2 separate regions of the Homo sapiens genome follow, and region 1 is linked to region 2. A link is a loop called in an ENCODE intact Hi-C map of the cell type or tissue named here. Cell type or tissue: GM12878. All regions are shown on one strand. Each heading gives the region's core, and the rest is flanking DNA. Links, peaks and the distances in the headings are about the cores only.

The links. Hi-C counts contacts between places; a loop is a spot of excess contacts. Peaks named below come from ENCODE experiments on the same cell type or tissue, not always from the same donor. Only the 100,000 strongest peaks of a DNase experiment are listed, where the experiment ranks them.
Region 1: a loop joins it to region 2, with 4 times the contacts of the local background. A loop is called at or near these places in 1 of 110 quality-filtered maps.

The regions. Positions count from the first base shown.
Region 1 is chr13:28,705,849-28,711,238 of GRCh38, forward strand. SLC46A3 (solute carrier family 46 member 3) reads right to left here. Exons shown (of 6, transcript NM_181785.4): 4 at 4,912-4,995. LOC124903143 (a long non-coding RNA gene) reads left to right here. Exons shown (of 3, transcript XR_007063738.1): 3 at 749-1,784. Among named protein-coding and RNA genes, the nearest start is that of SLC46A3, 10 kb to the right of the region's middle. In GM12878, for the core only: no CTCF peak of the experiment used is centred there; a DNase peak (open chromatin) is centred at 2,343; H3K4me3 peaks cover 622 bases; H3K27ac peaks cover 1,184 bases.
Region 2 is chr13:28,266,636-28,272,025 of GRCh38, forward strand. PAN3 (poly(A) specific ribonuclease subunit PAN3) reads left to right here. Exons shown (of 19, transcript NM_175854.8): 10 at 80-241; 11 at 460-576; 12 at 665-766; 13 at 4,066-4,231; 14 at 5,346-5,390. Among named protein-coding and RNA genes, the nearest start is that of PAN3-AS1, 130 kb to the left of the region's middle. In GM12878, for the core only: no CTCF peak of the experiment used is centred there; a DNase peak (open chromatin) is centred at 2,276; H3K27ac peaks cover 1,111 bases.

The DNA of each region.
Region 1 (5,390 bases), core at 109-5,108, 440 kb after region 2:
CTATGGAAAACAGACTGCACAGTACTAGTTCTATTATGTAAGAGTTTTAATCTATTCTTGATGGGAAATAGGTCAGACACTGCACCATCTGTTCTGATGGAACCATACTATTATGAAGTAGCTTTAGCTTATTGCCCAACTTCTCTGAGCAGTTCGACTTGTTTAATAGTTGCCAGAGATAAAACAGGATTAAAGGATAAGTACAACTGAGTTCATCTTCTAAATTCTGTTTTTTTTTAATGCAATAGACCTCAAAAATCAAGTCTGTTTTACTGTCTCCCAATTTATAATAACAAGGAGTATATGGGTGATGCCCAGGTAAAATAGTCCAAGGCAGCTTCAGCTATGAGTTCACAGTGGTGCAGAGCGCAGAGATTGCAAAATAATTACCAGAATTCCACTTTCTTACCTTTCTTATTTAAGATAATAGAAATAATGAGAGCCAACTGAAAACTTCGGCAGTATTTCCCCACTCCTCTGATTATTTAAAGTGCCTAATATTTTCACAAAATGGCCAATTTAAATAATAATGAAGGATGCGAATACATTTAGTTATAGAAATGTTGACATCATCCAAAAGATTGTTTAGTTTGCAGTTAAGAACAAAGTAAGTATCCTAGAATAATGAAGTCACAATTCACAGTTACCGTAATTCAAAATAAGAAATGCCAAAATGTAAACATTTTAAAATATTACTATATTTAACAGTATGATATGACTTTTTTATTTTTATGTTTATTTTTCGTAGAGATAGAGCCTCCCTCTGTTGCCCACACTGCTTTTGAACTCCTGGTCTCAAGTGATCCTCCCACCTCGGCCTCCCAAAGTGCTGGGATTACAGATGTGAGCCACTGCACCTGGCGGAGATGACTTTTTAAAAGCCTTTATAAGGATATGAACAGACACTTCTCAAAAGAAGACATTTATGCAGCCAACAGACACATGAAAAAATGCTCATCATCACTGGCCATCAGAGAAATGCAAATCAAAACCACAATGAGATACCATCTCACACCAGTTAGAATGGCGATCATTAAAAAGTTAGGAAACAACAGGTGCTAGAGAGGATGTGGAGAAATAGGAACACTTTTACACTGTTGGTGGGACTGTAAACTAGTTCAACCATTGTGGAAGACAGTGTGGTGATTCCTCAAGGATCTAGAACTAGAAATACCATTTGACCCAGCAATCCCATTACTGGGTATATACCCAAAGGATTATAAAACATGCTGCTATAAAGGCACATGCACACGTATGTTTATTGTGGCACTGTTCACAATAGCAAAGACTTGGAACCAACCCAAATGTCCATCAATGATAGACTGGATTGAGAAAATGTGGCACATATACACCATGGAATACTATGCAGCCATACAAAAGGATGAGTTCATGTCCTTCGTAGGGACATGGATGAAGCTGGAAACCATCATTCTCAGCAAACCATCGCAAGAGCAAAAAACCAAACACCACATGTTCTCACTCACAGGTGGGAATTGAACAATGAGAACACTTGGACACAGGAAGGGGAACATCACACACCGGGGCCTGTCGTGGAGTGGGGGGAGGGAGGAGGGGGGAGGGATAGCATTAGGAGATATACCTAATGCTAAATGACGAGTTAATGGGTGCGGCACACCAACATGGCACATGTATACATATGTAACAAACCTGCACGTTGTGCACATGTACCCTAAAACTTAAAGTATAATAAAAAAAATTTTAAAAAGCCTTTATAAACTAAACCAAATATAAACAAAAATAAACTATACCTCTTGACAGCTCTATTTTAGCTCTAAGTCAAAGCAGGTAAATTTTTTTTCCCAATAGCTTTATTGGGATATAATTAACATCCCACAAACCTCACCCTTTTAAAGTCTGCAATTCAGTGGTTCTTAGTATGTTGCAGATTTGTGCAACCATCACCACTATCTGTGGAACATTTTCATCACCCCGAAAAGAAACTGTATACCCATAAGTAGTCATTCCCCTTCCCCAGCCCCAGTCAAGCCCTAATCAAATTTCTGTCTCTATGGATTTGCCTATTCTGCACATTTCACGTAAACAGAATCATATTTAAATGACAATATGTGGCCTTTTGTGACTAGCTTCTTAAATTTGGCATAATCATTTCATAGTTCATCCATGTTATGGCATGTAACAGAACGATATTTCTTTTTATTGCAGAAGAGCAGTTTGCTGGATGGATAAACCACATTTTGTTTACCCATTTGTCAGTTCATGAACATTTGCATAGGTTTCACTTTTTGGCTATTATGAATAATGCTGCCATGAACAAGATTTTATGTGGACATATGCTTTCACTTCTCATGGTATGTAAGTAGGGGAGGGATTGCTGAGTCATAAGGCAACTAACTTTCTGAGGAACTGCCAAACTGCTTTGTACAGCTGCTGCACCATTTTATGTTCCCACTCGCAGTGTATGAGGGCTCCAATTTCTCCACATCCTCATCAACACTTGCTATGGCCTATTTTATTTTGGCCACCCCAGCCCACTCTGTGGTTTTGCTTTGCATTTCCCTGATGGCTAATGATATCCAGCATTTTCATGCGCATATTGGTCACTTGTATATCTTCTATTCAAATCCTTTGCCCATTTTTAAATTGAGTTGTCTTTTTGTTGTTGAATTTTAAGAGTTCTTAAATATGCTGGATACGAGTTCCTGCTCAGACAAATATAATTTGCAAATATCTTCTCCCATTCTGTGGGTTGTCGGTTGTCATTTCACTTTCTTTCTTTTTCTTTTCTTTTTTTTTTTTTTTTTTGTATTTTTAGTAGAGACGGGGTTTCACCATGTTGGTCAGGCTGGTCTCAAACTCCTAACCTCGGGTCATCCACCCGCTTTGGCCTCCCAAAGTGCTGGGATTGCACATGTGAGCCACTGCGCCTGGCCTCACTTTCTTGATGTTGTCCTTTGAAACATAAAAATTTTTCAAAGGACAAACTTTGAATGAAGTTTTTGGATGAAGTCTAATCTATCAATTTTTCCTTTGTTCTTGTGCTTTTGGTGTCATATCTAAGAAACTATTGCATAGTCCAAAGAAGCAGATAGATTTTTACATAGTTTATATAAATTTTTCCATTTGTTATTGGTTTTCAAAGCAATCATCATCACATCATCTATAAACAGATGTGTGAATATATAGCTACATCTTATGAGTGAAAAATAAGAGGCCGGGTGCGGTGGGTCACGCCTATAATCCCAGCACTTTGGGAGGCTGAGGCGGGCTGATTACCTGAGGTCAGGAGTTTGAGACCAGCCTGGCCAACATGGTGAAACCCTGTCTCTGCTAAAAACACAAAAATTAGCCAGGCATGGTGGCAGGAGCCTGTAATTCCAGCTACTTGGGAGGCTGAGGCAGGAGAATTGCTTGAACCCAGGAGGCAGAGGTTGCAGTGAGCCGAGATCACACCATTGCACTCCAGCCTGGGCAGCAAGAGTGAAACTCCGTCTCAAAAAAAAAAAAAAAGAGAGAAAGTAAAAGAAGAAATATATTTTTAATTTATTGAATTATGTAGCCTTCTCCAGTATTGACTAAACTGGTAAAAATACAACAGCATAATTATGAATTATTCATAAATCAAATAAGTACATTCACAGCACCGGGCTAACATATGACATTAAAGAAAGTGCCAATGTCTAATAAGATTCATATGATACAAAAGGGAAGGAGGACAAGCCCATATGCCTGATATCTAACTAGTAACTAGTTCTCAATGGAAATTTAATTTTTGTCTTTGCTGCATCCTGGTTATTCTCTGCCTGCCCCTTCAACTGTTTGACTTTGTGTACCCTGCTCTGTGCTTTGGAGGCTGACCCCACAAATTATATGACTTGGACTTTCTTGCTGGCCCGAGTTCCTGCTGCACTTGGTTAAAAGGATGATGGGGGAGAAAGGTTATGGTGTTTCTTCTCTGCTTCCTATCTGGGGCATCTCTCTGGCTGCCTCGACAATGCCCACTCTCTATAATGGCCTTCATGAAAGTTTCTTGATTGAACCAGCTGAGTGGGGCCCCGTTTTCTGCCAGGACTCTGAGTCAGGCCCAGCTGTGACAGTTGTAGGGGCCAGTGTAAGAACATTATCAGAGGCCTATATATTATATTCTTAGGATTTAAAAGTGGTCAGTTATTTGAAATCTGGCCAACAAACTGTTAACTAAAATATATTATGCCTTCCTACTGTGAAAAATATCCCTTTGTAATGAATGATCTAGGAGACCCGCACACACTTAGGATTCTCAGACGTTTTCAGAATTCCACGTAGGAACAGGGTAGCCCAGGGTGAACTGGCCCTCAGCCCTTGGTGCCCAGCTGGAGCCCACCCCCATTCTGCTCTACCCCTTGCACCACCCTGCTCAGAAAGGGTCATTACAGGGTGTGGAACAGCCCCACCCTGTGATTCCAAAGTCCAGCCACACCCTTTAGAAGGAGTCGCCCCTTGGCTCCTTCCTTGGTCTACAGGTGAGCACACTGGGCACAGTCCACCCTCAGGAGAAGGTGGCTGAGGAAGAGGATCATCCAGGCCCTTACTGGACATAAGCCCAGAACTGGGCTGGGAATTGCAGGGACCCAGGTGGGCAGAGTTCAGTCTAGAAGGAAGGAGATGTGGTGAGCTCCCAGTGGGCATCTCCCACTTGGCCCTGAGAGCTCCTTTCTTCTTAGGGCGGGGCACGGCCCAGAGCCGAGGGAGCTCTCTAAAGTACAAGGCCCTAGGCAGGGGCTCCCTTGCAAGAGTGTAAGCCTTTCCCTCACAGAGCTTACCACTTTATTCAAAAGGAGATCCGTGCATAAAAAGGGCTGTAGAATATTCTGAAGCATTAAACATTGATTGTACACAGATTTGAGTTTGTAAAGATGGTAGATTCATATTTCTTAAGCAAATTAAACTCACCTTGTTCAGTCGAACGAACCACTTTTGACAACATGGACCGTAGAACAGAGAATGGCACAATAGTGAAAAGGAACGGCACCCTGGCTGTGAGAGAAAGGATTCAAAATCACTGGCTGATTCTGAAAGCTAATGGCCAATTTAAAATAGGAAACACTTTCACTCTGTCTAAATACTTCCTTTTCTACAAGCATCCTAACTCATTGTATCTAAAAATTGAATTAATTAATTGTAGAACTCTGTTTGATGAATTAAAGTAGACTATGGACAGGTCAGTTTAAGGTTACTTTACTCTAGAATTCTTATTCCAGTACAGAGAACAAGAGTTCATGTAATTTTTAGGTCTAGATCTATTTATATAATCTGCCGATTAAGACTGATCTGCTGGCCGGGCGCAGTGGCTCACACCTGTAATCCCAGCACTTTGGGAGGCCGAGGAGGGCAGATCACCTGAGTTCGGGAGTTCGAGACCAGCCTGACCA
Region 2 (5,390 bases), core at 202-5,201:
AATATCATGTCTTCTGTATTTTTGAGAAAGATTTATGAATGCCTGTATTTTCAAGTCATCTTCTTATGAATTACTCTAGCAGTTCCTACAGAGGTTGACAGCTACCATAGCCTATTCCCTCTAGAACCACTGCCACCTCCCAACCGGATACAGAAATCAAGTAATTTTGGATATATTACATCTTGCTACAAAGCTGTAAACAGCAAAGATGATCTGCCATATTGCCTTCGGAGGATACATGGTAAGGAAGATAAGTTATCTTCTTTTATAATCGTATCATTGAGGCTAAGATTATTCAAACCTTCTTGAATATATTATTTAATATATGAATTAAAAATTTTTATTTGGAAATTAGTACCTCATGAGCAATGTATAAATATGGCAATTTTTTTCCATTTCTGATGGAATATGAAGGAGACGTCAATTAGAGTTTACTGGAGTAGAAAAATTGTCTTCCAGGTTTTCGTCTTGTTAACACAAAGTGCATGGTGTTGGTCGACATGTGGAAGAAAATTCAACACTCAAATATCGTAACTTTGCGTGAAGTATTTACCACTAAAGCATTTGCTGAGCCCTGTGAGTAACTTGTAATTTGTCTTTCTGCTGGTGAGCTTCATTATTTGAAGCCAGCTTTCAGTAATGAGTGTTTGTGTTTTATTTTAAGCTCTTGTGTTTGCATATGATTTCCATGCTGGAGGAGAAACTATGATGAGCAGACACTTTAATGACCCTAATGCTGATGCCTACTTCACCAAGAGAAAGTGGGGTAAGAAAAAGATGCAGGCAAACTATATTTTGACTAATGCTTTTGCTCTGTGGAAGAGTAGTTTTCTATTTTAAAATACGTATAATTTTTCCCTGTAATCATTTAGTTTAAAGACTCTATTACATTTTGTACTAGTTGTTTTCATGTTCCTGATAAAGACATACCCGAGACTGGGCAATTTACAAAAGAGAGAGGTTTAATGAACTTACAGTTCCATGTGGCTTGGGAGGTCTCACAATCATGGCAGAAGGTGAAAGGCATGTCTCACATGGCGGCAGACAAGAGAAGTGAATGAGAGCCAAGTAAAAGGGGTTTCCCCCTGTAAAACTGTCAGATCTCATGAGACCTATTCACTACCACGAGAACAGTATGGGGGAAATTACCCCCATGATTCAGTTATCTCCCACCAGCTCCCTCCCACAACACTGTGGGAATTATGGGAGTTACAATTCAAAATGAGATTTGGGTGGGGACGCAGCCAAACCATATCACATTTTAAAAAGAAATATGTCAAAGAAATGGAGATGATGGTCAAGAAGTTAGGAAATAATGTCTTTTGCATATTTACTAAGATAAGATAGATTTTTGAAGACTCACATAGATATCAGATATTTAACTGGAAATGTGTTAAAATTGTTTTTCTCTTTAAAATGTTTTTCTTTTAAAAATATGATGCTTTCTTAATAAAGGTGACTTGGAAAATTCAATAGCTTAGAAATAGTCTCTCTGGCTTCCCTGCCTAAGTACAACCATTGTGAATCTTTTAGTACATTTCTTTTCAATCTTGCTTTGTTTTGTTTTTGTCTCCTTTTGCATTGTTTTTTGTTTTAACCTTTTATATCATATTACATCTTTTCTTTATTATAGGTATTTTCCCCATAGTTTTTATATTCTCTGAATATAATTTAATGATTCCTATTATGACTATATTGTTCTTTATGTAATTATTTCCCTAAACAAATGCTTTTGTTTGAAGGTTGGATTCCATGTTACTTAATCTAAGGTTTCAAAATAGAATTTTAAGTAACTTTTCCTTAAACATGAAATATTTTCTTCTTTGTCCCTTTCTAATATATACTTAAAGAATTGTTTTATCATTGAGATTTTGCAAACAACCAGAATACTTGAATTCTAACAAATGTGTGTTAAAGGGTAAATGATTTCAGAGAAAAGTAAATCCATTTTGAGATGTCTATTCATTAATTTATGTATTTAGGGAAGGTCTCAGTCTATGGGGGCAAGAAAGCAGCATCACGTTATTATGCTTTTTAATCTTAAGATTTTCTTGACTTGAAAATTAAAGAGGAGGGGAGAAAGATTTGAGTCCATATTCTAGTATCTTTCAGATTACAACTCCTTTCAAGACTCTAATTATAGACAAAAATATATTACTTCTGTTTACTTGTTACTTCTTTTTTTTTGCATCCTGACAGTTGAAAAAAGAAAGTTGTGGTTACATGGCTGTTTCACATTTAAAATCTGGTCATAGAATGTGGTCATTTTTTTCCTTTTGCTATGTCATCTGTAGACACATGCATAATTTTGTGGAAGGGGATGTGGTACAACTATTCTTATAGATGACTATAGTTGTTGCTCAAATTTATTTTGGTAGTAACACCTGTGAAATGACTGTTGGCTTTAATTTATAACTGTGTTTCTCAACTGCTTAAGTTTTTGTGGGGGCTGTCTTATGCATTTCAGAATGTTTATAGTGGCCTCTTCTGACTGAAGGGCCTGGCTTCTGCCTACTGAATGCCAGTAGCAATCCCCCTCTACCCCTATTGTAATGCCAGAAATATCTCCAGATGTTGCCAAATGCTGGAGTGGTTTCTTTTGAGAACCACTCTTTTATAGCATTCTTTTCCAGTAATTTTTTAATCATAATTATTCTGTTTTTGGTGTTCACTGATTAATATATTAATGTTTATATTTTCATAGGAAGTAGTCCTTTTTTCTAATAGTTTAAAATATTGTTTGAGTAGTCGTAACTTCCCTAACCATACCATACATGCATAAAAGCCTACCATTTTCTTACACTATGTAATTTATTATCTTAGCACAAGTGAAAAAAAAAAGCAAAGTATAAGAAATATATTGATTTAGAAAATGAGAAGAATAGCATACCATGTGGAGTTGATACGAGATTCAGAATGAGTCTATATCAGTAAAACAACTAGAACAGAGTCTGGCACACAGTAAGCACTATATGTTTGCTGCAAAAACTCTTGTTTCCTTATTACTACATTAATTAAATAGTTTCATTTAAACAGTTCATAGTCATTTTTCACATTGTCTTGGCATTTGTTACCGGTCCCATTTTTTTGAGCCTTCTTACACATATTTCCAGAGTATATTATCTTCTGTTCTGTCCAAATTGAGAGATAATTATTTTTAATTTTGTATGTGCTGCTTACCAGAAATTTTATTCCAAGCCATAAGTACATATTTGCTATTTATTATAAGTACATAATTAACCATTTAATTATGTTGCTTTTTATAACTGATTCACAAAAGGTTGTTTTACAACAATATGAATATAAGATCAGCAGGGTGTAGGGACTCATGCTTGCAATCTCAGCACTTAGGGAGGCTGAGGCAGGTAGATCATTTGAGCCCAGGAGTTGGAGATCAGCCTGGGCAATGTAGCAAAAGTGTCTCTACAAAGAAAAGAATATAAGGTCATATTCCTTGGAATAATTACAAAATCTTGATTAAATTTATATGTCTCCTTTTCTACTGATTTACAACATATTAACAATGACCTAGAAAATATTATCAAAAACCACTTAATGAGTTGATAGAATCCACCTTTGTGGTAGAGGGGCCTGAGTGATATAAGGAAAACAAACATTCAACATAAGTGATGGTAGAGACTTTTATTTCCATCAAGCCACACAATGAACAGCTCTCACATGCCTAAACAATAATACAGGGTAGGATTAGCCAGCCACATTTTAAGTAGAAAAACCTCTACGGTTTCTGTTTTTATATTTATTTGGTTAACAATTACATATAAATTCTTACTTTAAGTAATTTTTATTCAATAATTAAGTGGTTACAGAAAAGAGCATTTCAGTGAGAGCCCTATTGCTGGTATCAATATAAAAGGCATAATCTCGGACAGGAATCTTTGGGCAATAGACTAAACTTAAATTACACACATACATACACACACATATATAAATTGACATGTTGTGCCATGAGTGTACATGAATTGTCTTTGCTAATTTTGATGTTAATGCTTTAGTCTTTTAGTTGATTACTTAAGATGTCATTTTTTGGATTTCTTTGCTGTATAGGTCAGCACGAGGGACCATTGCCCAGGCAGCATGCTGGATTATTGCCAGAATCTCTTATTTGGGCATATATTGTCCAACTAAGTTCTGCATTGCGTACCATTCATACAGCAGGTTTGGCATGTCGAGTTATGGATCCAACAAAGATTCTGATAACTGGCAAAACAAGGTACTAGCATTTTGAGTTTTGGTTTCTTTTATTGAGCGTCTTACCTTTGACAGCTTAGTAAACAAAACATGATTGTTTTAATTCTGCCTTTTCATATATTCCATCCAGAAGAACTTCTGTAACTTTGAATTCATTTGTAAGCTTTTTAAAGAAAAAAAAAAAGTTGAACTCTGAATAAAATGCCTGGTTATTAACCAAAAATCTTGGGAAAGGTTAGGGAAGTATATGTGGTTAGGGTTAGGGGAATATAAAAATAATATCAATACAACTTTTCTATGTAGCACCATGGTTCACAAATTCTAGCATGAATCAGAATCACCTGGAGGACTTACAAAACACAGCTTGCTGGGCCCTACCCCCAGAGATTTTCATTCATAAGTCTGCATTGGGGCCTAAGTATTTGCATATTTAACAAGTTTCTAGGTGTTGCCATTGCTGCTGTTGAGTCACATGCTTTGAGAACAACTGGTACAGTTATCAGTCTTGTCTTCACCTGAGTTTTGAGTTGCTGTAATTTTGTGATTGTCTTGGGCTGCATAACATAAAGAGCTGAAGATCTGGTACCAAGTTATTTAAGTTCATATCCTGGCTTTGATAGTTTACTGTCGATATGCCGTTGAACAAGTTACTTCTTCAAATTGTGTTTTGACAACCTTATTAGACAAGTGTACTACTAACTCCATTCTGCTTATTTATGAGGTACCCCTCATAAAGTTATTGAGGGATTTGAATGAGTCATGTAAAATGCTTAGAACAGTGTCTGGTACATCTTTTGCAAGTGTTAGAAAGCTAACTAGTTCTCTTTTATGAATGACTAATAAACAGCTTGGAATGGTGAAAAGGACACTGACCTGTTAGTCAAGAGATGTGAGTTATAGTTCTGGCTTTCTCAGTTTCTGACTTTTACAGCTGTAGGTATATCACTTGATATCTCTGAGCCTTAATTTTACCATTTCTAAAATGGTGGTTGGTGGAGGTGGTGTGGGGTAGGATGGAAGTTAAACTCAATTCTGAGATCCTTCCTAATATTTTGGGAAATGTTACTTTTCCATGAGTATGCAATTTTTTAAAAACTTATTTTAATTATTTTCTTTAAATTATCTGGTCCTTAAAGGTTGCGAGTAAATTGTGTTGGAGTTTTTGATGTTTTAACATTTGA